2 separate regions of the Homo sapiens genome follow, and region 1 is linked to region 2. The links are chromatin loops, found by intact Hi-C in ENCODE. Cell type or tissue: left ventricle myocardium inferior. All regions are shown on one strand. Each heading gives the region's core, and the rest is flanking DNA. Links, peaks and the distances in the headings are about the cores only.

Evidence for each region. A loop is a pair of places that touch in the nucleus more often than their neighbours do. Peaks named below come from ENCODE experiments on the same cell type or tissue, not always from the same donor. Only the 100,000 strongest peaks of a DNase experiment are listed, where the experiment ranks them.
Region 1: it touches region 2 in a loop (1.9-fold over the local background); 22 of 110 quality-filtered maps call a loop at or near these places.

Annotation. Positions count from the first base shown.
Region 1 is chr6:144,426,048-144,442,273 of GRCh38, forward strand. It overlaps UTRN (utrophin), which reads left to right. Exons shown (of 75, transcript NM_007124.3): 7 at 240-412; 8 at 2,731-2,846; 9 at 3,534-3,694; 10 at 9,888-10,091; 11 at 11,518-11,699; 12 at 12,698-12,848; 13 at 14,305-14,424. Among named protein-coding and RNA genes, the nearest start is that of SNORA98, 29 kb to the left of the region's middle. RefSeq lists an enhancer at 7,573-8,075. In left ventricle myocardium inferior, for the core only: no CTCF peak of the experiment used is centred there; no DNase peak of the experiment used is centred there; H3K27ac peaks cover 4,172 bases.
Region 2 is chr6:144,288,829-144,305,054 of GRCh38, forward strand. It overlaps UTRN (utrophin), which reads left to right. Exons shown (of 75, transcript NM_007124.3): 2 at 2,909-3,079. The coding sequence starts at 3,001. Among named protein-coding and RNA genes, the nearest start is that of UTRN, 12 kb to the left of the region's middle. In left ventricle myocardium inferior, for the core only: no CTCF peak of the experiment used is centred there; a DNase peak (open chromatin) is centred at 8,323; H3K4me3 peaks cover 882 bases; H3K27ac peaks cover 4,248 bases.

The sequences.
Region 1 (16,226 bases), core at 4,853-12,852, 140 kb after region 2:
AACACAGTAATGTATAAAAGTGAGGTAAAAATCACCTCAAATTCTAGTCCCCCAAAATAATCACTGTTAAAATGTATTGCTCTAGTGTCTACAGAAAAATCTGAAGTAAAATGAATGCCAGTTACCTGATCCATAATGGTTAATTAGTGCAATATTGCTTTTTCAAGGACTTCATTGAAGTAAGTTGAAGTAAATTACTGAAGTATTAGTTATGGACAGGCCTGGTTTCTCTTACATAGGTGAAAGATGTCATGAAGGATGTCATGTCGGACCTGCAGCAGACGAACAGTGAGAAGATCCTGCTCAGCTGGGTGCGTCAGACCACCAGGCCCTACAGCCAAGTCAACGTCCTCAACTTCACCACCAGCTGGACAGATGGACTCGCCTTTAATGCTGTCCTCCACCGACATAAGTGAGACATTACTCTATCTAGAAGTGGGCTTTACAAATTCATGTCTCCTCTCTGTCCCTTTGCTGCCACCACTACTCCCTGAAGCCCCTTCTCCAGTGCCACTGCTCTCCTTTCTGCACATGTTCTACCAAAACCTTAAGAAAAGAAATATCATGGAAGAAAACTACCCATCAGGTTTTTATTTCCTTAGGACTTAAATGCTGCAATACAAGGTCCATAGTTTCTCCTGCATATTTATGAATTTAAAAAATATGAAATAATTCACAAAGTTCAACCCCACTCATTCAGCACTAACTGATAATGTATACAAAAAATTGTGTTAGCTTTTCTTCTCAAACTGAAAGTAAAACTCTGTAAATTCAATGCATTCCCAATTAAAAATAGCCAAATTGTCTTTAATGAAACTTGTGAACAGATTCTAATTATATAAAAGACGAGGCCCAAGAATAGCCAGTAGACTTCTGAGGAAGAATCAGGCTGAAATACTTTCCAAAAAGAAACCAAAACTATGAAGCTATATTAATTAAGACTATGCAGTACTATCAATATACACACCAATATAAGCTGAACCATATGAAATTGCCGACATGTGAGTGTTTTTGCTATATAAGAATGGTGTTTTCATATGGTTCAACCTAATAAAATTAAGAACTCAGAAATTGCTCCATTACACAGGAAAATCTGATATACGCTTGAGCTGACATTGCAGATTAATAGATGATTTGGACAATTGATTACCCATATATAAATAAATGTATTGGATCTTTACTTCACCACACTAAAAAAAAAATAATAATTTCTACATGGATCAGGGATTTAAATGCCAAAGGCAAAATTTGTTATATTTTATTGTTGTAAATGATTACTTTTCTCAAATTTCACTTCCTCTATGTTTTTTTGCTGGTATATAAAAGTGCAATAGACTTTTCTACGTCTTATATCTGGAAACTTAATCAGTTCTTACAAATTTTAGTAAGTTTGTCTCTAGATTGTAGGTTTCTTGGAGGAGGAGGGATTAGAATGTCCTAGAATTATGATCCTTTTATTTCTTCTGTTTTCTTTTTTGTTCTCTATTGTGCCTTGTCCTTCAATGCAATGTTGATTTGAATTGGTGATAGTGGGCAGAATTTTTGTTGTTGATAATAAAAGGAGTGCTTTTAGTGTTTTACCATAAGAATGATAGTTTTTGTAGCTTTTTTGGTACACTTTTTATGAGGTTAAAGGAGGTTGCCCTAGGTTTTTAGTTGGTTAAGGGATTTTATCAAGAAACTGTAGAATTTTAGCCAATATACCATTCCATTTATTAATTAATTGATTCAACAAATACGTGTGGGGTGCCTTTTATGTGCTAGACACAGGGTATACAGCAGAGAACAAAACAGGCAAAAATCTTAGTTCTCGTGGAGCTTATGTTCCAACAGAGGGAGACAAGACAATAATAAAGTTGTGTAGTATATAGAAATGTACACACACTGAAGGAAAATACATCAGACAAGAGCAGAGGAGGCACTTGGCATCGGAGAGGGCAGTGGCTGCAGTGACCTGAGTGGGGGGAGTAATGGGAGATGAATTCAGGGAGGGAAGTGGGGGAAGTGCATCCCAGAAGGTGGGTGGGTCTAACATGCAAGAACAGACACAGAATAAAGAAAATGATTAACTTTTGGATAAGTCAAAGCAACAATAATGTCCAATTTGTGAGATTAAAAGAAAATCAAGATAGAAATGAAATACAGTCCTAGACAATATAGTAGTAGCATGGAAGCAGGGGATTGGAGGGAAACTCTTCCAAGGCTTTTGTTTTAGGAATATCCTGAGAACAGATTAGAGCTAGATTTTGTGTTCTGCTAATCTTGATCTTTTAATTGAAGAATTTAGTCCATTAACATTGATTATGATTATTTATATATTTAGGTTCATTTTTACCGCATAGTGTGAGCTGCTCATTTTTCTTATTTTTTCTGTGGTTTTTTTTTTTTTTACTTTCTTATCTCTTTTTGTATCGGTAGGTTTCCCTTTACCCCCTTTTCTTCTTCTACTCTTTGGGAAACATTATATACTACTTCTAGTCTTAATGGTTACCACAGAAAATAGCAGTCCTATTTAGCTAATACAAGACCCTTGGAAAGTATTATCTGTTATTTTCATATTTGTGAATTAATTTCAAGTATGTATTTGACAAGCCTTTGGGATATAAAAATAAACTCAAAAAAACCTCACAAATAAAAATAATCTAAAACTAAAATGTATTAGATTATAACAATGCCTACTTTGTTTCCACATATTTCATCTTCATTGCATTTTATTTGCATGGTTTTCAGACCTGATCTCTTCAGCTGGGATAAAGTTGTCAAAATGTCACCAATTGAGAGACTTGAACATGCCTTCAGCAAGGCTCAAACTTATTTGGGAATTGAAAAGCTGTTAGATCCTGAAGGTATTGTCCAGTATTTAATTTCCACCTTGATTTTGCTTTACAGTTTTGCATTCTTGAAAAGCAGTGTTTCTTTGTCCTTTTAAAAATGAATTATGAGACTTGAAGAACCTTTTCCTTTTTGGAGTATAGGTGCGAGTCATTTTATTACTGACACTTATTAATACTTTTGTACTTAGCAGTTTGTGGGATCTTTTAGGTAGAAATTTAACTACAGCACTGGACAATAGTTAATCTAAATTAAGTAAGAGTTAAAGTTTTAAGAAAATGTAATTATTAGATAAATTCAGTATCTGGTTAGTCCAATAAAATGCATTTTTATGTGAGCATCTTGCATGTGATGTAAAGACTTTAGTTATAAATGTTGCAGGATTGAATTCTAGACTTATTTTCATAGTATGAATAAAGTCTGTATCTTTATCTTAAATGGTAACATATGGTAGCTTATCTTTGACCATTTTGGGGAGGCTTTTAGGGAAGACTTTAAAAAATGAGATACTGAACAAAAATAAGTAATCCCTTTTGCCTTTGTCTCATATATTATGAAGTGGCAATTTACTGGTATTGCAAAGATTATATATTAGGTATTGTTTATGGGTACTAAGGAGAGTTATTTTATATCTAATATTGAGCAATTCACATATTTTGGACACCTAATTTAAGCTGGTTCTTATATTCTTCCACTTTTAGATGTTGCCGTTCAGCTTCCTGACAAGAAATCCATAATTATGTATTTAACATCTTTGTTTGAGGTGCTACCTCAGCAAGTCACCATAGACGCCATCCGTGAGGTAGAGACACTCCCAAGGAAATATAAAAAAGAATGTGAAGAAGAGGCAATTAATATACAGGTACAGGTAACATTTTATTAAGATGTTTGGCTTGCCGTATTTGTTTTCTCCTAGGTACTAGATAAAAACACTTTTAGAGGGTTTTTTTCTTGACTGAGAACATCTTGGTTTCTCAGCTTACATTTGCATAAGAAGTTCAGCTTAGCAGTTAGCATTCTGTCACATGTGTGTAATAGAACACCATAACTCAATGGACTTTATTAAGAAGGAAAATACTTTATTTCACCCAGCAAAACTGGGCTGTTGCTCATGCTGCTGCATGACATGCTGGGAATCTATGTTTTCACATCATCTGGTTGCCAGCTTTTATTTCTGTCATGTGCTAAAGATGGTTTTTCTCATATCAGCCTAGTTTTTTTTCTAAGTACTAATTGTCTTTCTTTTTTTGCCATTGAGAAAAGATTTTTTTTCCATTATATATCTCACAAGGGCTATCAAAATGTAAGCCTTATTTTCCCTTTCCTTTAGGAGGAGTAATGTATGGTAAACTACTTGGTGAGCTTTTCATGAAGGGATTACGATGATTTCATTCATCAGGATATAAATGAATTTTTAAAGAGAGAAATAAAATCATAATTTATTTTCTTCCTTAGTTCTACTGTTTGAATCAATCCATATTTAATCTCATTCTGTTTTAGTCTAGCCAGTCCTTGTAATTCATAAGATGAGAGAATCTTAAGAATTGGACCTTAGAAGTCACTTGGTTCAACATTCTAGTGACCAAGCAACCAAGACATACATGTAGATTTCAAAATTATAAGAACTACATTTCAGAGAGAAAGAAAGCTTCTCTGGATGGACCTTAAATTCATCCTGTTGCTACTTGTTTTGGGTTGTTACTTAAACTCTCAATCACAGTTTTGTCTGCAAAATGTGGTTAAAACCACCAACTTCATAAAGATAATGAATTCAAAGTATCTAAAATGACATTAATAAACACTCAACAAGCAACAGCTATCATTATTATCATTTTTCTTCTTGATTTGTTTTGGCATTCTCATTTAACAGATTTCTTTAAAAAATATTATTTAATTCCCATATTATGATACTAGTCTTGAATTGACATAGCATCTTTTTTTTCCATCCTCTGAGATTCAGAGAATTTACTTATTCTTTTAAATTTTCTTTGGGTAATATGTACCCATCCTTTTATTTCCCCCGTTTCAAAAATAGTGTGATTTATAGAAAAAGAAAAAAATTTACTGAAAAGAAAGGATTGAGAAATGAGGCCTGATTGTGAACCCAGGGCTCTCTTTTGTAGTGAATATCAAATGATGCTGAGGAAAATTCCTAACTTACTATAATTGAAAAAAATGCTAGGAAGTATTTGCCTCTAAAAGTATAGTTATTATTCTACATTAATGATGCACCTTTTTAGTTGGCTCAGATGATCTTCTGAGTTTGTTACAGGGTTTTAGATTCATTTCCTTATTGCATTTTGTTAGAAGGAGGAGATATTTTATTTAGTTCTTATAGTTAAGGGCCTTCTCTCTTAAAAAGGAAGGAGACTTCATTTACTTTTCATGATGTGTAGATAAAATAATCACTTCTGTTTAGGGCTCAGCGTGGCATGATAAGAACTTCAGAAAACATTTGCTATTTGATTAAGTGCAAGTGTATTAACACCTCTTCATTTGCAAGCTTTCATTAGTGTCTTAGAGGCTGAATTACGTTAATTGAAAACTAAAATGTGATCAAGTTTTAATCATCTCTCTGACATAGCTTGCCATCTGCTACTCTCCTAATAGTCAGACTTCTTCTGCCCTGTTCTTTCTACAAACATACGCTGGTGGTCAATGAATAATTCCTGCATTTCTCTTTAAATATCCGTCAGTTGAAAGTTTCCTCATGTGTTCGAATTAATACCGTCTGAACATTTGTGTTTAGATAGTGCCTTCCTTCTCGACCTCATGGATGCTGGTGCCTATCTCAGTGACCTTTGGCTGGTCACTAACTTTCCTGGTTCTTAGAAATTCTCATTATAGTATAGAGGTTTGGAGCTAAATGATCTCCAGGGGTTATTTTAGCTCTACAGTTTTAGGATTTTTTGTCCATAACTTAACTCATTTTTCTTTCTCTGTCTTTGGCACCATCTGTCTTTTAATTATCCACTGTTTCGACTCTGTGCTGATTGGTTCATTTCTTAACTCATATATTCAGTTTCCTGGATTCTTCAAGCCTTCCTCCAAAATGTCTTTTGTGTGTGTTTTCATTTTATTGCAGCCTTCATACTCATTTTTATTTTATTTTTTTAGTATTATACTTTAAGTTTTAGGGTACATGTGCACAACATGAAGGTTTGTTACATATGTATACATGTGCCACGGGTGGTGTGCTGCACCCATTAACTCGTCCTTTAGCATTAGGTATATCTCCTAATGCTATTTAAAGACTTCATTTTCTCCTATAGTTTACAAGCTGTGGCCTACCTCTGCTACTCTGCCCTGCAGTTAGAGTGGACTTTTCCCCCAAGACTCTTGTTCATGCAGGTTCCCCTCTGTTAAATGCTTCTGCACCCACCATTATATGGCAGCCTGCACATTTTTCCTCAGTTTAAATGGAGCCTTTTCAGAGAAGTCTTTTCTGATTAATCTATCAAAATACAACTCTCTGTCTCTCTCTCTCTTTCTGTCACTCTATCTTGGTTTCTTACTATCACAGTATTTTTGTAAACTGTGTTAAGAATTTTAAATTGTATCTTAAGAGCATTGGGAAAGCCAGTGAAAGGTTTTCAGCAGGTACGTCTTATGATGGCATTACATTTTTGAAAGATCATTCTGGCTGCTGTGTGAGAAATGGACTGTGGATTGTGAAGGTGAGAGTGTTGGGTGGGGGAAAACAGGAAAGTAAAGACACTTGTTAGCAGGTATTCCAGTTCAGAAGATGGATGTGTGTGGTTGTGGAAATGGAAAGGTCTGGATGGATTTGAGATAAGTCTTTTTTTTTTTTAATATATATTTTTTATTGATCATTCTTGGGTGTTTCTCGCAGAGGGGGATTTGGCAGGGTCACAGGACAATAGTGGAGGGAAGGTCAGCAGATAAACAAGTGAACAAAGGTCTCTGGTTTTCCTAGGCAGAGGACCCTGCGGCCTTCCGCAGTGTTTGTGTCCCTGGGTCCTTGAGATTAGGGAGTGGTGATGACTCTTAACGAGCATGCTGCCTTCTAGCATCTGTTTAACAAAGCACATCTTGCACCGCCCTTAATCCATTTAACCCTGAGTGGACACAGCACATGTTTCAGAGAGCACAGGGTTGGGGGCAAGGTCACAGATCAACAGGATCCCAAGGCAGAAGAATTTTTCTTAGTACAGAACAAAATGAAAAGTCTCCCATGTCTCCTTCTTTCTACACAGACACGGCAACCATCCGATTTCTCAATCTTTTCCCCACCTTTCCCCCCTTTCTATTCCACAAAACCGCCATTGTCATCATGGCCCGTTCTCAATGAGCTGTTGGGTACACCTCCCAGACGGGGTGGTGGCCGGGCAGAGGGGCTCCTCACTTCCCAGTAGGGGCGGCCAGGCAGAGGCGCCCCTCACCTCCCGGACGGGGCGGCTGGCCGGGTGGGGGGCTGAACCCCCCACCTCCCTCCCGGACGGGGCGGCTGGCCTGGCGGGGGCTGACCCCCACCTCCCTCCCGGACGGGGTGGCTGCCGGGCGGAGACGCTCCTCACTTCCCAGACGGGGTGGCTGCCGGGCGGAGGGGCTCCTCACTTCTCAGACGGGGCGGTTGCCAGGCAGAGGGTCTCCTCACTTCCCAGACGGGGTGGCTGCCGGGCAGAGGGGCTCCTCACTTCTCAGATGGGGCGGCTGCCGGGCGGAGGGGCTCCTCCCTTCTCAGATGGGGCGGTTGCCAGGCAGAGGGTCTCCTCACTTCTCAGACGGGGCGGCCGGGCAGAGACGCTCCTCACCTCCCAGACGGGGTCGCGGCCGGGCAGAGGCACTCCTCACATCCCAGATGGGGTGGCGGGGCAGAGGCGCTCCCCACATCTCAGAAGATGGGCAGTCGGGCAGAGATGCTCCTCACTTCCTAGATGGGATGGCGGCCGGGAAGAGGTGCTCCTCACTTCCTAGATGGGATGGCGGCCGGGCAGAGACGCTCCTCACTTTCCAGACTGGGCAGCCAGGCAGAGGGGCTCCTCACATCCCAGACGATGGGCGGCCAGGCAGAGACGCTCCTCACTTCCCAGACGGGGTGGCAGCCGGGCAGAGGCTGCAGTCTCGGCACTTTGGGAGGCCAAGGCAGGCGGCTGGGATGTGGAGGTTGTAGCGAGCCGAGATCACGCCACTGCACTCCAGCCTGGGCACCATTGAGCGCTGAGTGAACTAGACTCCGTCTGCAATCCCGGCACCTCGGGAGGCCGAGGCTGGCGGATCACTCGCGGTCAGGAGCTGGAGACCAGCCCGGCCAACACAGCGAAACCCCGTCTCCACCAAAAAAATACGAAAACCAGTCAGGCGTGGTGGCGCGCACCTGCAATTGCAGGCACTCGGCAGGCTGAGGCAGGAGAATCAGGCAGGGAGGTTGCAGTGAGCCGAGATGGCAGCAGTACAGTCCAGCTTCGGCTCGGCATCAGAGGGAGACCGTGGAAAGAGGGGAGGGGGAGGGGGAGGGAGAGGGAGCGAAGTTTTGAAGGAAGGTCAGAATTACTTATGTATTAAATGTGGAAGATGAAGGAGAGAGAAGCTGGGGCTGGCTCCCAGGTTTGTAGCTGGAGTACCTAGTTGCAGGGAGGAGCCATCTACTGAGTTGGAGAAGTCTGAGGAGGAACAAGCTTTGGAAGAAAGTAAAGGTTTTGAATATGGACATGGTTTAATATGCCTAGGAGGCGCTGAAGTAGAGATGTGAAAATAGTGGGATATGAGAGTTTGGAATCCAGACTCCTAGGTGGTTCTAGATGTTCTTTAAATCCAATAGGAGTAGATGAGATTACTCAGACACAGTATACAGTGGGGAGAAAAAAGAGCCTAGAACTTAATTTTGAGGAGATTCATTACTTATGAGTCAGCAGCTGCTGTTGAACCAGCAGGAAACCAGGGCAGTGTCACAGAAGCAGGGAAACAAGCTTCTGAAAGCTCAAGTTGCTCAGCCTTGAGGAGTGCTACCAAGGTCTGAAGCAAGGAACGTGGGTGGCCAGCTCTCCGGGCTTACTTGGGACAGTTCTGGTTTGGATTTGTTGTTTGAGCACAGTTATCATCAAAAATACTCTAGTTTGTTGGTTAATTATATGGTCACCCTGAAGATGATGCTAGAAAGGTCCGTTTGGCAATGGGAAGGTTATTGATGACATTGGTAAAAGCCTTTTCAGTTGAGTCATGGGGCAAATAGCAAGTTGAAGTTAAAGGGAATGTTAACAAACCATAGCTGTTAAATACTTGAGCATTTTTTGTATTGTTCTCTATACGTTTCTGTACATTTGAAATATTGTACTTAAAAATCATGCATGAGAGTTGATAAAGTAGAGACAGAATGTAGGCAAGTCTTCAAGAAATCTTGCTCTGAAAGGGAACAAAAGAACTAGGGAGAGTCAATTTGGTTATAAGCTCTTAAAGTATATATGGAAATACTCAGTTATTTAGAAAGAGGTTGATAGAAATTTATTCCATGAGCCCTAAAAGGCCATCAGATAAACCAGAGGGCAACTGCCTAAGAAAAATACAATCAGTACAGCAGCCTGTGTGGCTGTCTTTTAGTGTCTAAAATGCAATGCTAAAATGCAGTTCAGCAAAAGCAATTTACCTAAGGGTCAAGGCAGAATTCTCACCTTTCTTTTTCTTTAAATTACAGAAAAGGCCTAACACGTTCCAGCTCCTCTACGAAACTTTCCTGTTTTAGCCTTTGTTGAACTCAAATATCATGCCTTGTTGGGACCATGGCATTTACTTTTCTAATAGCTGTTCTTCAATTTCTGTTCAGAAGTGATTCATGTGGGTTCTCTGTCCCTAACTATATTAGAATCTCCTTGAGTACAGAATTCATGAGTGCATGCTGCTTTTATACTCTTTGCTACCCTAGTGCACTTACTCAATGCTTCTAACTCATTCATGGCAGTGCCCATTTGGCTCCTGAGAATTGGATTAGTGCCTAAGACAGAGTGGTGGGTACTTTGGGTTCGCCATACAGTGTGAGTTTGCTGAACACCTCTTGCTTTGATGATTAGTGTGGGTTTTTCTTGGCTTTGTTTTTACAGAGTACAGCGCCTGAGGAGGAGCATGAGAGTCCCCGAGCTGAAACTCCCAGCACTGTCACTGAGGTTGACATGGATCTGGACAGCTATCAGATTGCGTTGGAGGAAGTGCTGACCTGGTTGCTTTCTGCTGAGGACACTTTCCAGGAGCAGGATGATATTTCTGATGATGTTGAAGAAGTCAAAGACCAGTTTGCAACCCATGAAGTAAATATCTGTAGTTTCTTAGCAGGGTGTGTCCCCCACGGGACCTGAGCCTTAATCAGGGACTCTACTCTCCTATTTGTTATCTACTGAATTCTGTTCTTTGGAAAGGTCAATGGTTTATTTCAGGAACTGTGATATTTAAATAGTGCTTTGTCACAAAATTGGTATGGGTGATTAAACTGTGCCTCAGAATTAGATTTTAGATTTTAGTCTCCTTGTGTGTTTTGGAGAGCCACTGATGAAAATCATTGCATAGTACTGCTCAGTTCTGAAGTGCATTGTTATATTTCAAAAGCAAACGAGTGAACCAATACACCAAATCTTTAAGATTTGAGTGTTCCCTAGGAAATGATTATTCTTTTTAATTGCATGATTAAGCAAATGTCATACCCAGGGTTCCTGTATTTTTTCATATCATAAAAGTTTCCTGCTCCTTTGAGGACATACTATATTGCAGCATAGTGAATTTCACTATATGGAGATTTCTTTTGGTTAAATTTTTCTTTTGTATAGTTATGTGAATTGACAGATCTTATTTGTTGTTTTGGATAGAAAATAATATAAGTGGTAATATCTCTTAAACAGTTCCTCTTGGGTGAGTATGGTATTTTATTTTATATATATATTTATATATATAATAAATAAATATATATTTATATATAAATATATATAAATAAAAATAAATATATATTTTATTTTATATATAAATAAAATATATAAATAAATATATATAAATAAAATATATAAATATTTTTATATATAATCTATTTATATATTATATATGTATATGTATATGTGTGTGTATATATATATATTTATAATTTTTTTTTTTTTAACAGAGTCTTACTCTGTCACCCAGGCTGGAGTGCAGTGGCACAATCTTGGCTCACTGCAACTTCTACCTCCTGGCTTCAAGTGATTCTCCTGCATCAGCCTCCCAAGTAGCTGGGACTGCAAACATGTGCCACCACGCCCGGCTAATTTTTTGTGTTTTTAGTTAGAGACGGGGTTTCACCTTGTTGTCCAGGCTGGTCTTGAACTCCTGGCCTAGGTGATCCACCTGCCTCAGCCTCCCAAAATGCTGGGATTATAGGTGTGAGCCACCACACCCAGCCTTTTATTTTATTTATTTAGAATTCCATGTTCATGATCTATGAGTAGCATAGTCAGCATTTACTTTAAAATAGCTGGTATTATCAGATGCATCATTGCTTGCTTTGAGCTATTTCTCTTTTAACTTATGGCAGGTGTTTATTCCTATTTTCAGAGATTAAAAAATGTGGTCAATGTCTATTTTATTTGCGCTCTACTAGGCTACCTTTTTCTGCATCACTGACATTTAGGTTAGGCATTAGCAATTTGTTCAGTCTTCCTTTTTTTTTTTTGCACTGAGTAGCTCACAAATTATAACAATGTCCCTTTCTAGGCTTTTATGATGGAACTGACTGCACACCAGAGCAGTGTGGGCAGCGTCCTGCAGGCAGGCAACCAACTGATAACACAAGGAACTCTGTCAGACGAAGAAGAATTTGAGATTCAGGAACAGATGACCCTGCTGAATGCTAGATGGGAGGCTCTTAGGGTGGAGAGTATGGACAGACAGTCCCGGTGAGTGGAAAGCCAAGAAATGCACTTAATTCCACAGGCTGCTTTGCACAGTTGAGCTCTAGTAGATGTCTGCATGTCTGTGAAAGCGAGATGATTACAGAACTTGCCTTGGAAAAGTAAGACTCTTTTCTACGGGTAATATTGCTGGAATTCTGCATGATCTTTGTTTCCCCTTTGATGTGTTAGCCACACCAAAAGATAAAAGTTGGAATACAGAATTTAACAAAAAGGAAAAAGAGGATAGGCATGGTGGCTCATGCCTGTAATCCCAGCACTTGGGAGGCCAACGCGGATGGATCACTTGAGGCCAGGAGTTTGAGACCAGCCTGGGCGACATGGCGAAACTCCGTCTCTACTAAAAATACAAAAATTAGCTGGGCATGGTGGGCCATGCCTGTAATCCTAGCTACTTGGGAGGTTGAGGTATGAGGATCGCTTGAACTCAGGAGACAGAGATTGCAGTGAGCTGAGATTCAGCCACTGCACTCCAGCCTGGGTAACAAAGTGAGACTGTCTCCAAAAAAAGGAAAAGACATTTCATAGGGGCAGTTACTTATTTGCAATGTTAAGATTAGCTAAACATTAACTTGGTGTGAAGACAGGACTATGGAGTATTGATCTACTTTTCCATTTTGTGACTTTTATTTTAAAGCTTTCTCATGGTTTATTTTATTTCATGTATTGTGTCTTAAGGAGCAAACTGCATTCATTGCCACTTCCACCTATTTAATAAGCAGGAATTCCTGATTGAAGAAACAATGATTCTGATATGAATACAGGGTGCTGCTTTTTGCATTCTTTGTCTGCATTTAATGAACTCCATTTAGGACAAAATAAAAGTTTACTTTCCTGGCTTCTATATTTAAAGACTAAATGCTACCTTGAATGTTTAGACAAGGGTGTCTTCCCTTGCCCTGTATCTCCGGTGCCCAGAATGTATATTTGACTTTGCAAAGGGAAAAGGCTTGTAGGAATAATGCTGTGTTCCCCACGGACAGGCTGCACGATGTGCTGATGGAACTGCAGAAGAAGCAACTGCAGCAGCTCTCCGCCTGGTTAACACTCACAGAGGAGCGCATTCAGAAGATGGAAACTTGCCCCCTGGATGATGATGTAAAATCTCTACAAAAGCTGCTAGAAGAACATAAAGTAAATCTGTCTCATATTTCTTCGATACCTTATCAAATATGAAAGAGCAGCACTTAGCATCTCAGAGGCTGATGACATCTATCGTTAACATGAAGTTGGGACACTTCTTCAGGGTTGTCTTCATTTAGCAGCTCACAGGGTGGAATTGATAGAGATGAGACTTTTCTGAGCCAGGGATAAAAGGGCACGGTAAAATTTTATATGTGATGTGCAGTTTTCTTTTGAAAGTACATAGCTTTCATACAACTGGAGAAGGGTTCTTTTGGCCCTCTAAGTGGCTAAGAACCCAAGCATGTTGGCGTTCACATGGTGTGTGGGTGAAGAGCAAATTCTTCGTCTATGATTCAGGAAAGCGTCAGGCATTAAGTTAGGAACCAAAATTGGGTGGGCAATTTAATTTGGTCACAAGTCTAGGAGATAAACTTTTCATAGTCAAGATAAGGAAAGATAGAATAAAATATGCTCTCTGTAAATTGAAGACTTTTATTGATCAGTGAAACATTGAGGTAACTAATATGTAAAACTTTAGGAATACATTAAACACAACTCTGAGAAGCATTTGAGAACACTATTGATAGTATTTAAATAAATTTTCTTTCTTTCTTTCTTTTTTTTGAGATGGAGTCTTGCTCTGTCACCCAGGCTGGAGGGCAATGGCAAAATCTCAGCTCACTGCACCCTCTGCCTCCTGGGTTCAAGTGATTCTCCCACCTCAGTCTCCCAAGTAGCTGGGACTACAGGCGTGTGCCACCACACCCAGCTAATTTTTTGTATTTTTTGTATTTTTAGTAAAGTCAGGGTTTCACCATGTTGGCCAGGCTGGTCTTGAACTCCTGACCTCAAGTGATCCGCCTGCCTTGGGTTCCCAAAGTGCTGGGATTACAGGTGTGAGCCACCATGCCCAGCCTATAAATTTTCTATACACATGTATCCAATGACTATGCTCTTCCCATGGAAAAGGCGAGAGAATCTAAGGTGTCCATACTTCTTTAACTGCTTTATTGGGTAGCTAATCAGAGTAACTTTTGACTATCGTGTAGCATTCTACTTATCTCTTTATACTGTCCTACACTAGATAAAATGATCTCTGACTTGGTTTATTTAAGCTCTGGACTTTTTTGCTTTACCACTTCTACATTTTTGTATTAATTCCTAGTATGGACACTCAACTCCTTTATGCTATAAATTCTGAGGGAGGGCCAGAACTTGAATAAAAGTGGTGATATCTCCATTTGCAGTCTGTTATAACACTGCATCCTCAAACTGCCTTTGTTGATAATGGAATGTAAAGATGTATAATAGGATTAGTTTCATTAGTAGAACAGTTAGGGTAATGATTGGAAATTTAAATATGATGCCTCATTAACTGTCCTTAATTACTATTGACAACTGAGTGCGTTTTAAATAGGTAAATGTGAAAGTAGAAATAATGGTTTATCTTAATTTTTTTCTCTAGAGTTTGCAAAGTGATCTTGAGGCTGAACAGGTGAAAGTAAATTCACTAACTCACATGGTGGTCATTGTTGATGAAAACAGTGGTGAGAGTGCTACAGCTATCCTAGAAGACCAGTTACAGGTAAGAGTGCTGTAAAGTTGGATAATCCTGAGGGACCTGTGGTCTGAGACCCAATTACATATTGCCCTTGTTCTTCATGTCCTTTCTCATTCTTTATCCAGAAGGGTAGAAAAACCTACCTTTGATTGTACTTCTCAGTTGGGGTTCTACAGTGTGTGGGCTACAGGAGTACCCAGGTATTGATTCCTTTACTTCAGCTCTTGGGGTGAATGGATGGGGCTGGTTGCAGTCCCCAGCTTCCTTGTGCATAATGACAAGATTTGGAAGCACAGTGTATTAGTCCGTTTTCACACTGCTGATAAAGACATACCTGAGACTGGGAAGAAAAAGAGGTTTAAGGGACTTACAGTTCCATGTGGCTGGGGAGACCTCACAATCATGGTGGAAGGGAAGGAGGAGCAAGCCACATTTTATATGGATGGTGGCAGGCAAAGAGAGGGAGCTTGTGCAGGGAAACTCCTTTTTTTAAAACCATCAGACCTCGTGAGACTTACTCACTATCACAAGAACAGCAAGAGAGAGACCTGCGCCCATGAATCAATTACCTCCCACTGGGTTCCTCACTTAAAATGTGGGAATTGTGGGAGTTACAATTCAAGATGAGACTTGGATGGGGACACAAGCAAACCATATCATTCCACCCCTGGCCTCTCCCAAATCTTATGTCCTCACATTTCACAACCAATCATGCTTTCCCAACAGTACCCCCAAAGTCTTAACTCATTTCAGCATTAACTCAAAAGTCCACAGTCCAAAGTCTCATCTGAGACAAGGCAAGTCCCTTCCGCCTATGAGCCTGCAAAGTCAAAAGCAAGTTAGTTACTTCCTAGCTACAATGGGGGCACAGGCAAAGAGTAAATACATCTGTTCCAAATGGGAGAAACTGGCCAAAACAAAAGGGCTACAGTCCCCATTCAAGTATGGAATACGGTGGGGTAGTCAAATCTTAAAGCTTCAAAATGATCTCCTTTGACTTCATGTTTCACATCCAGGTCACGCCTATGCAAGAGGTAGGTTCCCATGGTCTTGGGCAGTGCTGCCTCTGTGGCTTTGCGGGAAATAGCCCCCTCCTGGCTGCTTTCATGGGTCAGTGTTGAGTGTCTGCGGCTTTTCCAGGTGCATAGTGCAAGCTGTCAGTGGATCTACCACCCTGGGGTCTGGAGGACAGTGGCCGTCTTCTCACAGCTCCACTAGGTGGTGCCACAGTAGGGACTCTGTTTGGGCCACATTTCCCTTCTGCACTGCCCTAGCAGAGGTTCTCCATGAGAGCCCCACCTCTGCAGCAAACTTCTGCCTGGACATCCACGTGTTTCCATACATCCTCTGAAATCTAGGTGGATGTTCCCAAACCTCAATTCTTGACTTCTGTGTACCCGCAGGCTCAACACCACATGGAAGCTGCCAAGGCTTGTGGCTTGCACCTTTGCCATGGCCTGAGCTGTACCTTTGCCCCTTTTAGTCATGGCTGGAGCAGCTGGGATGCAGGGCACCAAGTACCTAGCCACAAGGCACGGGGACCCTGAGCCCAGCCCACAAAACCATTTTTTCCTCCTAGGCCTCTGGGCTTGTGATGGGAGGGGCTGATGTGAAGACCTCTGACATGCCTGGAGATGTTTTCCGCATTGTCTTGGTGATTAACTTTTGCCTCTTTGTTACTTATGCAAATTTCTGCAGCCAGCTTGAATTTCTCCTCAGAAAATGAGATTTTCTTTTCTATTGCATTGTCAGGCTGCAAATTTCTCAAACTTTTATGATCTGTTTCCTTTATAAAACTGAATGCCTTTAACAGCACCCAAGTCATC
Region 2 (16,226 bases), core at 3,889-11,888:
TCTTGGCCCACTGCAACCTTTACCTCCTGAGTTCAATCAATTCCCCTGCCTCAGCCTCCTGAGTAGCTGGGATTACAGGTGTTTGCCACCATGCCTGGCTAATTTTTATATTTTTAGTAGAGACAGGGTTTCGCCATGTTGGCCAGGCTGGTCTCAAACTCTTGACCTCAAGTGTTAGCCAGGTTGGTCTTGAACTCTGGACCTCAAGTGATCTGCCTGCCTCAGCCTCCCAAAGAGCTGGGATTACAGGCATGAGCCACCATGCTGGGCCCAACTCTCTTTTTGTCATCTCCGCTTATATAACTCAGAGGCATTTCAAGCTCTGCAAATCCAAATCACATTGATGATTCCTTTCTCCCAGCCTGCTATCCTCAGTGTTGCCCAGCTCAATGACTCACACTTCACCTAATTGCCTAAGCCAAAATTGGGGAGTCATTTTGCACATTTTGCACATTGGATATGAATCTCTCATATCCAATCAATTCCCAAATCCTATTGACTTTCTTTGATATCTAAATATCCCACATATTCACCCATTTCTTTCTATCTACTCTTGTTTAGACCACACTTGTTTCCTGCATATAATATTACAATAGAAAGAATAGCACAATAAACACCCAGATGTCCTTTTTATTTTATTTTATTTTATTATTTAAAATTTTTATTTACATGGAGTAGAGACAAGGTCTCACCATGTTGCCTAGGCTGATCTCAAACTTCTGGGCTCAAGTAATCCTCTCGCTTAAGCTTCCCAAAGTACTGGGATTACAGGTGTGAGCCACCTCGCCTAGACCCAGATGCCCTTTAACAAGTTTTCCCACTTACTTTATTTTTTTTGAGATGGAATTTTGCCCTTGTCACCCAGGCTGGAGAGTAATAGCACAATTTCGGCTCACTGTAACCACCGCCTCCTGGATTCAAGTGATTCTCCTGCCTCAGCCTCCCAAGTAGCTGGGATTACAGGCACCTGCCACCACACCCAGCTAATTTTTGTATTTTTTTTTAAGTAGAGATGGGGTTTCACCATGTTGGCCAGGCTGGTCTCGAACTCCTGAACTCAGGTGATGCACCTGCCTTGGCTTCCCAAAGTGCTGGGATTACAGGCGTGAGCCACCTTGCCCGGCCTAGTTTTCCCACTTATTTTACAATACTTACTGCATTTTTCTGTCTGTCTGTGTGTATGCATATATACATCTACATACATATATCAACCTAAATATACCTATATCAGTATAGACAGATATATGCTATTCTGTTTGAACTTAAGTTGAAGATACCATCACACTTCATTGCTAAATATTTCACCACATGTCTCTTACAATCAAAGACATTCTCCTGCAACAATACCATAATTAATGTTAAAGAAATTTAACATTGATACAATAATATTGTCTAATACATAGTCCAAATTCAGATTTTTCAAATGATCCTCAAATGTTTTATTTTAAAATTCTGAATTCAATCAAAGATTACATTTCATTGTCATGTCTATTTAGTCTCCTTTAATTCACAAAGCTCCCCCTCTCCCAGGTAATTTTGGTTTTCAAGACGCTGACAGTTTTGAAGAAACCAGGCCATTTCTTTTGAAAACTAGCCACAGTCTAGATTTGTCTGCTCATGAGAAGATTCACGTTCAACATCTTGGCAAGGATATTGTGTAGATGATGTGGTGATTTTCCATTCAATTGCATGATGCCCCATGATTGGTTATGTGAATTTTGATCACTTGGTTAAGATTAGGAATTTTTCCCCAACATATTACTATGAAAAAATTCTCAGACATACAGAAGAGTTGCAAGAAATTTTCATTCAGCATTCATATACCCATGAGCTAGGTTCCTTAATTTGCATTTTGCTATATTCTGCCATAGTCTTCACTGGTTCCCCACATATTACTGTGGTCTACCTACAAGCCACAATCGTCTTTTTTTTTTTTTTTTTTTTTTTTTTTTTGAGATGGAGTCTCACTCTCGTTGCCCAGGGTGGAGTGCAGTGGCGTGATCTCAGCTCACTGCAACTTCCACCTCCCAGGTTCAAGCAATTCTCCTGCATTAGCCTCCTGAGTAGCTGGGATTACAGGTGCACACCACCATGCCTGGCTAATTTTTTTTTTTTTTTTGTATTTTTAGTAGAGACAGGGTTTCACTGTGCTGGCCAGGCTGGTCTCGAACTCCTGACCTCGTGATCCACCTGCCTCGGCCTCCCAAAGTGCTGGGATTACAGGCATGAGCCACCGTGCCCGTCCCTTGACGATCTTTTAAAAAGGCCAATTTGACCATGTTGGTTCCCTCCTTCGAACCATCTACTGGCTCCCCATTGCTCTTCAGATAAAGACACAAACCCTTGACCTGTTCTCCATGGTCCTATCCCTGGTCCTGCCCAGCTTCTTCACCTGGTTCAACAGGTACACTTGTCTCTTGGCTGTCTTCTTTCCAGAAACACTGGCTTGTGCTCCATTCTTTGACTGCTCCATGATTCTTTCTGCCACTTCACATAGGAAGCTCTTACCTTTTCTCTTTCTGTTTCCCTTTTTGGCTAATTAAATTCTTGTCATCTTTAAAGGCTTGGCTCAAATGTCTCTTCAAGAAAGCCTTCTCTAATTGCCCAGGGCAGGTCAGACTCCTCTGCTGTGTGCTCTTAATACTCTGTGCTTCTCCTTTGTATGATTTGTAGTCTGTCAGTATTGTAATGAAATAATTCATTATGTAATTAATTGCTTAGTGTGCATAAGCGCCGTAATGGCAGAGGCTATGTCTCTTGTTCATAGTCATAACACCATTGCCTGGCTTGGTGCTTTACACGTGGTAGGCACTCAATAAATATTTGGTGAATGAATAGTTACTACGAATAACTATATAAAATATATAAATACATTTTTTCAAGTCAGTACTTTCCCTTTTCCTTTTAGGTATTGATGTCAAGCTGAACCATCGTAGGAAGTTGAAAGCCTTAGAAAGAGGACTTGGTAAAGTTTTTGGATTATCTTGAAACTCTGGCAAGATGGCCAAGTATGGAGAACATGAAGCCAGTCCTGACAATGGGCAGAACGAATTCAGTGATATCATTAAGTCCAGATCTGGTAGGTAAAGGAAGCTCAAGAAAGCTATGGATTTTTATGTATTTAGAAAACCTATGTTTCTTGGATTGATTTGCATTGTTCTTGCAAGAACTTCTTGGAGGTGAAGTTCTTTTAAGAAACTGAATTCTGACAAATGACTATAATTTTGTAAAAGGTATATGTAAAAGGTATAATATCTCTGAGTGTCCTATCCTTTCTCAACCCAATTTTGTGCTTAGTGAAACTGCTGCTTGTAGCTAAAGGTTGTTCATTTGGAAGACTACTCCATTAAAATAAAATACGACCGAACATTTCTCTTTCTATTTTCTGGAAATTGAAGGGATTATATGCTTAATGTAGGAAGTGCCACAGTTTCTGGCAGGAAAGATCTTTCACAGTTTGATTTCATTACCATATATCCTCACCCCCATCCCTGTTCATAGCCATTGATAGGCCAACAGGTGTCCTACCTTGAAATATCTTATGAGCCTTCTCAAGGTAAAATTTTCACCTAGGTAATCTAATAAACCAGACTCAGACAGATTCATGGTTTTCACACGAACAGTTAAATTGGGGTCCTCAGGATACCACCCCCTCCTCCAATCTTTTTATATAACCGAGTGCTTTTTGACTCTGGCTGTACAGATGAATCAACTGGGGAGTTTTAAAAAACGCAGATGCATTGGCTCCATTCCAGACCCATTGAATAAAAATTTCTGTATTTTTAAAAAGCTTCAAATATGATTCTGAGACAAACTCAAAGGGGAGATATTTTTGAACAGGCAGAACACTTCTCAGCCTTGAAAATTACACAGAACTCCACCCTGAGTGTGAACACTATACTTAAGTAACTTTGAAAAGTTACTTTGAGGTATAAAATTACATCCAGTGTCACTTTAAAGACAAAAAAGGAACCCAAAGCCTGTTTTTGCTGTGTGAACCATCTTTATGTTCTGTTAGGAGCTTGTTTCTTATTATGTGAAACTGTAGAAATACACAGTGAAAATAAGATCTAAATTAACTGTCTTAAAATACACATTTTCCTCCATGATACCGGTGTTGGTTGATTGATAAAGATTTTAGTTATTACAGATTTGGCTGTAAATATGTAGCAACTATTGTGTAGCTTGACGGGTCTTTTGAAGGTATAGCTTAATATCTTGTTTTAAAATATGCTTTGAGGATGTTCTCTTCCTGTAAAATTCTTTTTGTTTTAAATGTTTTAGTGGTATAAGGTACTACAAAAATGTAAGGGATTATTAATATCATCTTAGGAGTACGGAATACATATTCAGACATATGTAAATATAACAGAGGAAAATGGAAGAGAGACGATTTAATGTCTCCATACTAGTCATTTTCTATAAATTGTGAGGAGGTATATTCCTAAATAGTTTTCTGAGTCAGCCTTCATTCTAGTAAGACCTTTGATATTTATAACTTGTACTTTAGCCGTGTCCATAAAAGAGTAATTATCTAATTTCAGAAATACCGTGTATATATAATGAACATATAAACTCCCAAACTATTTTAATTTAAAATTATCTTTTAAAAAGGCTGATGAACCTAAAATATTGCTGGAGAACAATTTGGCAAAAATGATAACATGTTTTTAACACATGCATATCAATTAACTGAGTAATTCTGTTTCTAGAGTTTTTCCCTAGGCAATACATAAAAAGGTACACTCAAGAAATTGATCACAGTATCATTTATAATAGAAAACATTGTAAACACCATGAAAATCTAATATTAGGAATTGGTTAGATCATTATTTCCCAAAGTATTTCGAAAAGATCAAAAGTTCTAGGATTGTTAATGTGTAATTCACAAAAGGATGTTATGGTCAAATAGCTTTAGGAAATAGTTGTTTAAACCTATTATTCTGTTTCTTTACTCTAGCACATCTGAACAGATCATACATGATCTCAGTAGAGGTAACTAAATTAGGGTATATCCATAAAGTAGAAGATTAAGCATTCATAAAAAGTGATACAGATGTGTGTGATGTGTGTGTGTGTGTGTGTGTGTATGAATATAGAAATGTGTTCTTGATATAGTAAGTAAACAAGTATGTATTATATGAAGTCATTTATATGAAAAATGTTTTTTAAAAATTTAGTGAAGTATACAATAAATGTTAATAGTGGTCATCTTGGCATTTGAGATTATTACTTTTTTTTTTGCTGATTTATATTTTCTAAAGTTCTTCAATGAACCCACATTACTGAGTTCTTATATTTTTAAAGATTATCAAATTGCTTAGAGTGTTTAGATGCCAAGGTTATGACTATTACTTTTTTTGTGGTGGCATCTACTTCAAAACACACTGAAAATTTAGTTGTTACATAGCTCAGATATGAATCACATTCTTTTGGCTGAATTATGTTGCAAAAGCCAGTAGATAAATTTGGATTTGAATGGACCCATTAGTCCCAATCTGGCTTCCTCTAAGGGACTTTTTTTGATTCTTTTAAGGCAAATGCTTACTATACAGAGGTAATATTTCATGGTACTCTAAAACTTACATATTTTAAGAGATTTTTAGTTTAGATTAAGTCATAGGAATTGTCTACATATCATATATGTATTTTAAAGATCCTCTGTCTACATGCTGTATGCCAAATTGGTTGCTTTTCCATTTTTTAAAAGGGAATACTTTCCTTTAGGAAAATTTTGATCCTCATCTGCTCTTCCAGGTTTCTTTTTTGGGGGGAAATTGGATGAAAGTGGGGGGACGGAGAGTGTGGTTTCTGCTCTCCAAATCCTCGAGTTTGGACAATCCAAAAGGCTGGCATAATTAAATTGGCATAATAAAAATGTCTATGCATTTTATGTTAAGTTATTGTGATTATTTTTATTGTCCTCACTTAGTATTACTTTGTTTCATGCCATTTTGAATATTATAATTTTTTAAATTTTATAATTTTAAAGCCATTTCTACCATCTAAACAGAAATAGGAAGTTGTCAAGGGTACGTAATGAAGTAGTTTCATAAATACAAAGCCATGTATTTATTTATGGTTGTAGTATACTTGCCTTGGGTTTGGGTGAGTGTTAGAAAGGAACTGGAAAGAATTTGATCTATAATGACCAAGGATTTGGTGTTGGGTAAAAGTAGACCTGTCTTTCTCTAACTTAAAAGCACATATGCCAAGTTCATCATCAAGTACTGTATTATTAACAGCCTTAATTAGTAGGCTTTAGAAAGTTCAACAAGTTAGTAAATATTTTGAAACAATAGGCCAAGACTAAGAATTTTTAAAAAGTGAAATTTATTGCCAGTAGAGTGTGTGATGCAGAAAGTACTGCTTGGAACATTTTAAACATGAAATAATAAAATGGTTTGGGATGCATATACAATCGAAGAATATCCTCACTGCTATTTCATTCAATAATTAACATACATTAAAGCTAGTAACACAGAATAAGTCATCCTTTTCTGTTGCTGTCAGTGTTGTTGTGGTTTTATCCCAGAGCCCTGTAGAAAGAGTAGACCTCAGGGCTAAGGACAGTGTGTCAGCTGGCTCCATGTGGAGTTCTTGACAGTTTGGGATTATAGACTCTCAGCTGGGAAAGAACTGTTTGATGAATGAAATAGTTGGGCAAGCTTCACATTTTTGGATAATTCAATGTGTTCTTCAAGCGACCTTGGGCTGGAAGCCTGTGTGTAACAATTTTATCATTTCTTCCTTTGCATTTTCTCTTCTTGTCTAATCTTAGGATCTAATTGTTGAGGGAACCTTAAACGCCCTATAACCCAGCCATTCCTGTGATGTGCTCACCCAGTCTCTGTTTGCACACCTCCAATGATGGCATCTCACTGCTGCTGCTGATGATGACGATTCTAGCAACTTACACTAATTGAACACATTCTGTGTGCAGATGTGGTGCTAACAGTTTAATCCTCACAACCGCCATTTTGCAGATGATAAATGTGAGCCATACTGAAGTGATTTGTGGCACTGGACTTCTTTCTATTTCTCCAAAGGCCCAGTGTGTCTTCCTCAGGGCCTTTGCACATCTCTCTTCTTCCATCTTTGCCTGGCTGGTTCCTTCTTGTCATTTAGATGTAGGCCTAATGTCACCTCTTCAGAGATCTTCCTTGCTGACTTTAGAAAGTAGCTCTCCCAGTCACTCTTGACTGCATCTCTGTATTTACGTTCCCTGTGTTGTTCTTAGCACTCTCTGGTACCTTTTCTGGTACTGTGTGTTCATTAATAGCCTTCCCACTAGAACAGGGCTCCCCAACTCCCAGGGCCTGGACTGGTACCAGTCCGTTGCCTGTTAGGGACCAGGTGGCACAGCAGGAGGTGAGTGGTGGCTGAGCAAGCACTACCGCCTGAGCTCTGCCTCCTGTCAGATCAGCGGCAGCATTAGATTCTCATAGGAGTGAGACTCTATGGTGAACCGCACATGCGAGGGATCTAGGTTGCCTGCTCCTTATGAGAATCTAATGCCTGATGATCTGAGGTAGAACAGTTTCATCCCAAAACCATCCCCCTCATCCCTTGGAAAAATTGTCTGCCATGAAACTGGTCCCTGGTGCCAAAAAGGCTGGGGACTGCTGCACTTTAATTAACTCCCCAAGAGCAGGGACCAATACATCCCTGGTACTGAGCCCAATGCCTGGCTCATAATAGGTGAGCAATAAATGTTTATTCAATGATAAAGGCTACAGAGTCTGGAAGTGCCAGAGCTGGCATTTGAACTCAGATGATCTGACTCTAGAAACCCTGCATTTGACCTCTATGGAGTGCCCAGTCTCCTAACTCACAAGACATTTTATTCCATTGCTGCTCGGTGACTCTTCTTCATTTTGTGCCTAATTCTGTCCCTTACACATTTTGCACTGTATTAATTGTATTTATACAGCTCTTCTATCTCTTTTTTTGTAGTTTTCAGGGGTGGGACCCTGGACTGTGAGGTAGAGCTCCTCTGGACCCCAGGTTAGTATCTCAGAGCCCTGACAAGGGAAGGCCAATTGTAAGAGACACAGCCTACTGCTTCTGGGCCAGTTGCATCCTTTCTTGATTTTTGGCTCTAGTCTCTGTCATTCTCTGTTGAGTTAGCAAAGGGGAAAATACCAGAGGACAAACAGTCCTTTGGGTGGAAGATAGAGAAATGGATAATGTGTTTCTGACATGAATTCCTTTTTCTCTTTTCTTCTGACTACTGCTCAAGGCTTTTAACGAGCTGAAGTTAAAAAAAAAAAAGGTAGTGGATTTCATAAGGACTGACATTTGGCACAGTGTAGGTCCTGGTCCGATGCCCAGATAGGTATCTGTGGTACTGAAAGAGTTGGTTGAGGAGTGTAGGGGAAGGAAGCAAAGGGTTGGTTGAGGAGTGTAGGGGAAGGAAGCAAAGAGAGACCAGTGAAATAAAAATAAAACAAATTATTAAATATGAAATATTATACCAGGTTACATTTATAGCAAGCCTCCTGAAAATCTGCTATGTTTGGAAAGTAAACTTGCTTAACAAGATTCAATTTTATGAAAATTCTGAGGAGGATTACCTTATTTGTTTATCTTTCTGAGGCCTTTCTTGAGGAAAGACAGTGGTTAAGTTGTATTTAGGCAGTCATCGGTCTATTTCTTTCTTTTATGTTTAAAGCAGTATCTGTGAGGGGATTTTTCTAAACAGCTCAAGGGACTGTGAAAAAATAGTTCATTTTTTGTTTCTCCTGAAGCTTTCCTTGGCTGGAATACCTGTGCTTTGAAGGGAGGTCTTTGAGCAGGTTTGTTTTTTTCCATGAGCCCTGGGGATTTGTAGTGATAGACAGTAACCCTGATGGAAATTCAACTCTGGCAGAGAAGGGCAGCTATTCTTGTCCTGCTTGTAAAGATATTCTCCATGTTGTTACCTCATTATGCTGAAGTAGTGCAATCATGAGAAAGTTTTTTTGTATTAATGTGATTCTCATGACCTGTTACTATGGTTGTGAAACTTTTAGAGGAGATCCATTCCCGACTGGAAAACGTGAATTGCTGAGGATGATTCTAAGCAAAGGAAGTACGTTAATTATATAGACAGAACAGAGAACTCAATTTTATTGAACCTTATTTGTACCCAGAAGTTTGAACTAGATGCTGATATGATGATTTTTCTGGGAACAAGTCAACATGCAAGACTATTTGAGCAGCTGTAAATATTAGTTAAAATTTAATCTAAAGCAATGGAGAAAGGGTACTCTGCTGAAGTGGTTTCAGATGCATTGGCTGGATTTTTTTTTCTCCCCTTAAATTGTGTGGAGGCATAGACATTTACTATGTTATATTTTTATCTTTTTATATGCCTTAACTGTTTAATAATAAATAGACTTATTTCAATATTTGAAATGTGAGGCAGTATGAGTTCTTAATGTATACTTACTCTCGAGATGATGGCTCTTGGACTGAGAAATTGAAACCAGGTCCCAGTCCTTTCGCTTTTACTTCCTGTGACACTGGATTTGCACATGTCAATTCCAGGAAGCAGGTAGTTTCCAGCATCCATGTGGTTTTCCAATCTTTGCATTTGTGCCTTTAAACAACCAAATACCTGACGTTTATTAATATCCTGTGGGGCTCTTCTATCAGAAGCACATTCTCTTGGCCCGGTTCATAAGGGAAATGTCTGTGTATGCGCATCTGGCAGCTAAGATTAAGGTTTACAGTGGTATAACCTCACCTTCACTTTTAAGAAATTAAGTTTAAAAAAAATGCAGATCTGTCTTTCATAGCAGTGGAGCTCAACAACACATAGAGCATGAGAGTCACATTTTTTGTGTGAATATTTTCGAATGAGCCTTTTTTGGTATGTGGACGGGTGGCTAGTTACATTCAGTTCAATCCTTTTAACATTTAATTATGGAACAAAATCTTTTTTCAAAGTGTAGAGAAAAGCATATAAGGGCATTTCTGATGTAGCAGAGGAATCCAATAAAAAATATGACTTTGTGTCTCTAAAGTGGTACAGCTTTGAAATTAACACATCTGTATAATTTCAAAAGTATGATCTCTTTAGATCTTTTTCTTTAATTTCATAGTCTTAATTTTTGCAAATTTCTTCAACTCCATTCTCTAATTAAGATTTTGGTATACAATATTTATATGCAAAAGATTTTTGGTGCAGGAAATAACATTTTGAGGTTGATACTAATTGATTTGTTCACTTGCCCCTCAAAGGCTACGTGTGAGTCATGTTATTTAACATTGATCCAGTCAATATGTAGATTTATGCACATGCTTTTATTTTGAAAACTAGGTTTTGAGCTTCTCACATATGGAGTTCCTAATTCAAGCTTTATGTCAGAACCACCCTTCTGGGTCCAGACTCAGATATGTGGGGTGGGGTCCCAGCATCTGGAGTTTTAACAAGTTCTGTGGGCTATTCTCTTTAGTGCTCTTAATTTATAGACAAGGAAGGCAGGTTTAAAAGTCATAGAACCAAAGTGAAAATGATCTGCATTTTAGAGGAGCAAGGAAAGCTACAACGTTTATTATTTCTACTTATAAACACTTCCCTTTAAATAATTTGAAAAGATAATAGATTTCATGATGTTGGGCATTTTTTCTTTTACACTGTATTTTGAAGAGTTTGGGTTGTGTTGGGTGAAGTTAAAAGTGAGGAAAGTGGGTCAGGAGAGTGATGAAACCTGGTGCATTTCTTATTTTGGCCCATTGAACCAGAAGATGATACCAATATATCTAGTGCCGACATATTTCTCCACTGCGCTCCTTAGTTATTGCTGCAGTGTGTTCAAGGTCTTCTTGCTGTGAGTGTAACATCACATCTTGAACTCTTTTTCTAGGGAATGCATCAGCTTAGAGTCCGCTGATGCATTCATTATAAAAATGTATTGTGTATATTTTCTATTACATTATTTCAAAGACAGACGTGTTTTTGAATCATGGTGGGAAAAAAACTCCTCACATTCAACCTCTATGCTAGTTTTCTTATCTTAAGGGGGGGTGGTTAGAGAAATGTATTATATATGTATTAATATTTGCCTCCCTGTTTTTTAATTCTAAATAGGTGACATATTTAATATAACTATGCTTGCTTTTGAAATAATTTGCCTACCATTCTTTAAAATGAGTGAATTTTAAAAGATGTATAGTGATTTTTATGTGAAGATGAATTAAAGAGTTAAGTGACATAGACCACCGTAGCATTTTCCCTATGGATCTGTAAAAACAGCCCAAAAGTCTTGTGATTTTTTTTTTTTTTTGAGCCGTAGTCTTCCTCTTGCTCTGTTGCCCAGGCTGGAGTGCAGTGGTGCCATCTCAGCTCACTGCAACCTCTGCCTCCTAGGATCAAGTGATTCTCCCACCTCAGCTTCATGAGTAGCTGGGACTACAGGTGTGTGCCACCATGCCTGGCTAATTTTTGTATTTTTGGTAGAGATGGGGTTTCACCATGTCAGCCAGGCTGGTCTCGAACTTCTGACCTCAAGTGATCTACCCACCTCAGCCTCTCAAAGTGCTGGAAATACAGGCATGAGCCATGGTTCCCGGCCTCTTGTGATATCCTTATATTCAGTTAACCAAACCAAATCAAGTCAAATAACAAACCCCAAACCTTTTATAGACCTTGAGTTATTTGCAGATCTTTGGGGTTATTTACCTGTCTTTTGAGCTTTAATCTTTTACCTCTTTGAAGATACAGGAAGGGATCTTTATTTCTTCTTTGATAAAATAACCTTCAGAGTGACTTGAGATACGGAATTGCTTCTTTGTATATCATTGTGTGGTATTTGAGATCACATCTCAAAATTTAATGAGACCTGCTCCTCAGGCAGTTTTAAGATTAAGGATCAAAAAGGGAGCCACTGGAAAGGTGTGAGTGGCTGGTAATCTATGTTAGAACAGAGACTTTGGTGCAGAGGTTGGCCATGTTCATATGTGGAGTAAGTTTTCATGAAACAGGAGGAAGCCTTTTCTTATTTGAAACTAAGAAACTGCAAAATAAAAGTAATAAAATACCCCGAAGCAAATAGACTTTAAAACAACATTTGGTCCTAAGTTGTATATGACCAATTTCTTAAAGTGATTGTTATATTGCCAGTTTTGAAATTATATTATCTTTTAAAATTTAAAATGTAAATATTGTCTCAGGGGTGGGAGGATGAATCTCCATCTTATTTAGTGTTAAAGGCTCCTGGACTTACCCTAAAGCCCAGCTTTTTCGGTGGGGGGCTCATAAATAAAACTGTGTGTGTTCTAGTTTACTCTGTTACCTCATCTAGTTCCTTTAGGTGATTAGAAAATGCCGTATTAGCAAATATAAAAAGGTTTACTTTTGTGTTTTTACATGTGAAATCAATGGCCAGTTCTATAATGTTAACATATCAGACCCTTAATTATATATTAACTCCCATTTTGATAGTTTGTATAGAAAAATCAGAGTTGACTTGAATTATTTGAACTTGCATACGCTTTTTCAAGATACGTAACGTGTTGTAAATTAGAAGAGTGTTGGTGTTTTCGGAACACATGCATATGCTTGCTGTCTCAGGGCAGCCTTGTTGGGCATTTGGTGTCAGACATACCTTATTCTGAGGGCCTTGGCATCAAGGCAGATTGCTCAGAGAGGGGGTCTCTCTGCATATATGTCTAAGGGAGACATTTAGGGAAGTCTCATGCCATCCTATCTTTCTTTCTTTCTTTTTTTTTTTTTTTTTTTTTTTTTGAGACAGGGTCTTGCTCCATTGCCCAGGCTGGAGTGCAGTGACTCAATTTCAGCCCTCCGCCTCCCAGGTTCAAGTGATTCTTCTGCCTCAGCCTCCCAAGTAGCTGGGATTACAGGTGCCTGCCACCATGCTTGGCTACTTTTTGTATTTTTAGTAGAAGTGGAGTTTCACCACGTTGCCGAGGCTGGTCCTGAGCTCCTAACCTCAAGTGAACCGCCTGCCTTGGCCTCCCAAAATACTGGATTACAGGCGTGAGACACTGCTCATGGCCACCATCCTACTTTCTAACAGCACTGCCCCACCCTCCCCCTCGCCCCAAAAACCACCATGAAGGAGGCAGAGGGCACCAGGTGAAGACTGCCCATGGTCCTTTTCTTACCTCTGTGACTTCGCTTGTTTTGTGTTCTGGGCTTGATTGTTCTCCTTCTCCCTGCGTCCCCAGTTTTGCAACCTCCATCTTTAAAACATCAGCATCAGTGCCACCAGGTGTTCTGCTCTCTGTGCTATCTGCATGCCAGAATCAATCTTTCCCACGTGTTCACTCTTCATTTCTGTTTGTGGCCCTTCTGGCTTGTGTATGTCTATATGCCTTTTTTCATCTGACTTTCTGATGCTAGCCTTTAGCTTAGTCTCCACACACACAGTAAGTGCTTAACAAAGACTTGTGGCCGTGTGCAGTGGCTCATGCCTGTAATCCCAGCACTTTGGGAGGCTAAGGTGGGTGGATCATCTGAGGTCAGGAGTTCGAGACCAGCCTGGCCAACATGCTGAAACCTCGTCTCTACTAAAAATACAAAAATCAGCCAGGCGTGGTGGCACTCACCTGTAATCCCAGCTACTTGGGAGGCTGAGGCAGGAGAATCGCTTGAACTGGGAGGCAGAGGTTGTAGTGAGACGAGATTGTGCCAATGCACTCCAGCCTGGGCAACAGAGTGAGACTCTGTCTCAAAAAAAAAGACTTGCTATGCCTTTTAATGGTTTTAAAAATTACACTTGCTTACATACATACCTCATTCATTCAGCAAATGGTTATTGTTCATTCATTGTTAGATGCTGGGCTCAGAGATAAGCAAGACCCACCTCTGTTCTTAAGATGCTCTCAGGCTAGTTGGAAAGAAAGACATCAATAAACATCCCCACACAAACCAGGGACACATGGAGGGAGGAAGGATGTCTTGCTTTGGTTGGAATGAGGGTAGGTTTGAGTAAGAGAGCGTGAAAGAGGCAAGGAATTTGAGGTGTGCCTTGAAGGATGTGTAAGAGGCAACGCTGTGGACAGTGTGGGAAGAACATTGCAGATGATGAGAAAAGAGCAAGGCATTTGAAGTCTGTCCCTGGTAACTGAGTGTGGCTGGGGTAATGGGGATGATGGGAGAAGCTGGGGTCAGATTTCGAAAGCCCTTTTGAAGCAGGGTTTATTTGATCTTTCCCTGTAAGAAGCCACTACAGGATTTTAGGTGAGTTAATGACTAGCTCAGAACTGTTTTTCAGAAAGATAACTTGGCTGGCAGCAGGAAAGATAGATTTGGAAGGTAGCAGAGTTAGGGGGAGGCAGGGAACAGGTAAGAGTTGTGAAAAAATTGAGGTTAAGGAGTATAAGGACTTGGACCAGAGTGGTACAAGAGGAGACTGAGCAGGGGAAAGGATGTGAAAAGTGGTTAGCAGTTAGTAACAGGGTGTGCAAAGCCTCAATGTAAACTTCGCCTTTGTGGGATTTGTTAGTTAGTAACAGTATGTTTAAAGCCTCTAGGTAAATTTCACCTTTGTGGGACTTTTTAGTAACAGTATCTATAAAGCCGCAATGTAAACTTCACCTTGGTGGGATTTGCTTTATGTTTTCAATGAGGTATGTAGTTTTTCAAATCGTACTGTAATTCAGATTTTCAACACTTTCGGTTATTAGCTTTTTCTCTAGAATTTTCTTGATCAATTTCTTAACCGTTTACAGTTACTTCTACTTCTTACTGAAGTTGACTACTGCTGTTTTTCTCACAGTACCTCTTGGTCAGTTTATATGGGGAACTTCAAATTCAGTTCAGCTGCAATAGGATCTGTATTTTTTTCTATATATATTCTGAGAGAAGGGTCATGCTTTAGGAAAAAGTTGATGAAAATGAGAAAAGAGATGGTTTATTCATGTCTATGCAGTATACTATTAACAGTTCTTTGAAAAAGTAGCAAAGAAAGGTAATGTTAATCTCATCTTAAATGAAGGTAAAACTCTTGCACAGCTAAGAGAAAATCTATATACTAAAAGAGTTTGGAAAACTACTTCAGAGGAACTTTAATTAAAGAGTAGTCTAATGTGATGCTGTGAAGATAATGCCATCCTCTATTAGTAATTTCAGCTTCAACAAATAGGATAGAATAAATGCAAATTAAAAATAAATTAGGAGCAGATGTTGAGAAATATCTTACATTTAGGGAATTCTTAAGTGGTAGAAGGGCCCTGGAGTTCAGTTAATAAAGCTGGGATGCTCAGAAATTATAATAATTCAGGTAACAAATGCTTTCCTTAATGTGATGCTCTGCTGTGGAGGTTTTGGGAATAGAAGAAAGAAGAGGCTGTTATTGTCATACTGTTTGTAAGTTCATCTTTCTTTACATTCAGTGGATAACTAAAATCTACTATATATGCTGATATTTCAGAAATGGTGGTTCCCTTAACCTTCAAGAAAAAACAAAAGCTCTCATTTGTAAACACTTGCAAGCATTCTTGGGTTGTCTCTTGGTGGTACCCAAGTTTTTGCTTTGGCCGGTAAGAGACTTTTGCATAGTACTTTGTTGCCTTGCCTCTACAACATGTTAGGCTTGTGGATTGGCGCATGGTGAATAAGACACAGTTCCAGTTGTCGACTGTCTGTCACCTAGAGAGGGCAGGTACACAGGAATTTAAGAAAACAGATTAAACAGGCAGTTACACAGTTGTAAAAGTAAAAACAGCACAGATTGCTGTGTGAGCTCACGGGAGTGGTACCTGACATCCCAGGGCTTCAAGGAAGGCATCTTGGAAGAGTGGATATCTAAGCTGAGATCTGAAAGAATGAGTGGGGATGTGGGGAGGCTGTTAAGACAGAGGGAGTTGATGACAAGAGGTTTGGAGGTGAGAATTGTGAGGTTTTCAATATGGCTAAAGCAGGATGCTGGAGAATGAAGCTGAGAAGAGTGTTATAAGCCATCTTTAGGAGTTTGAGTTGTATCCTAAGCATAATGGTGAATCTTTGAAAGGGCTTTAAAATTAAAAAAATTTATATTTATATATTTATCATTTTTAAAATTCTGAAGTATTCAATCTAAAAAAATGTACAGGAAATGATATATCAGATATGCTCGTGCCCTCATTTGAAATTTATCAGCTGTTAATGTTTTGACTTTTTTTTTTTTTTGAAATGGAGTTTCACTCTTGTTGCCCAGGCTGGAGTGCAATGGCGCGATCTCGGCTCACTACAATCTCCCCTTCCTGGGTTCAAACAATTCTTGTGCCTCAGCCAC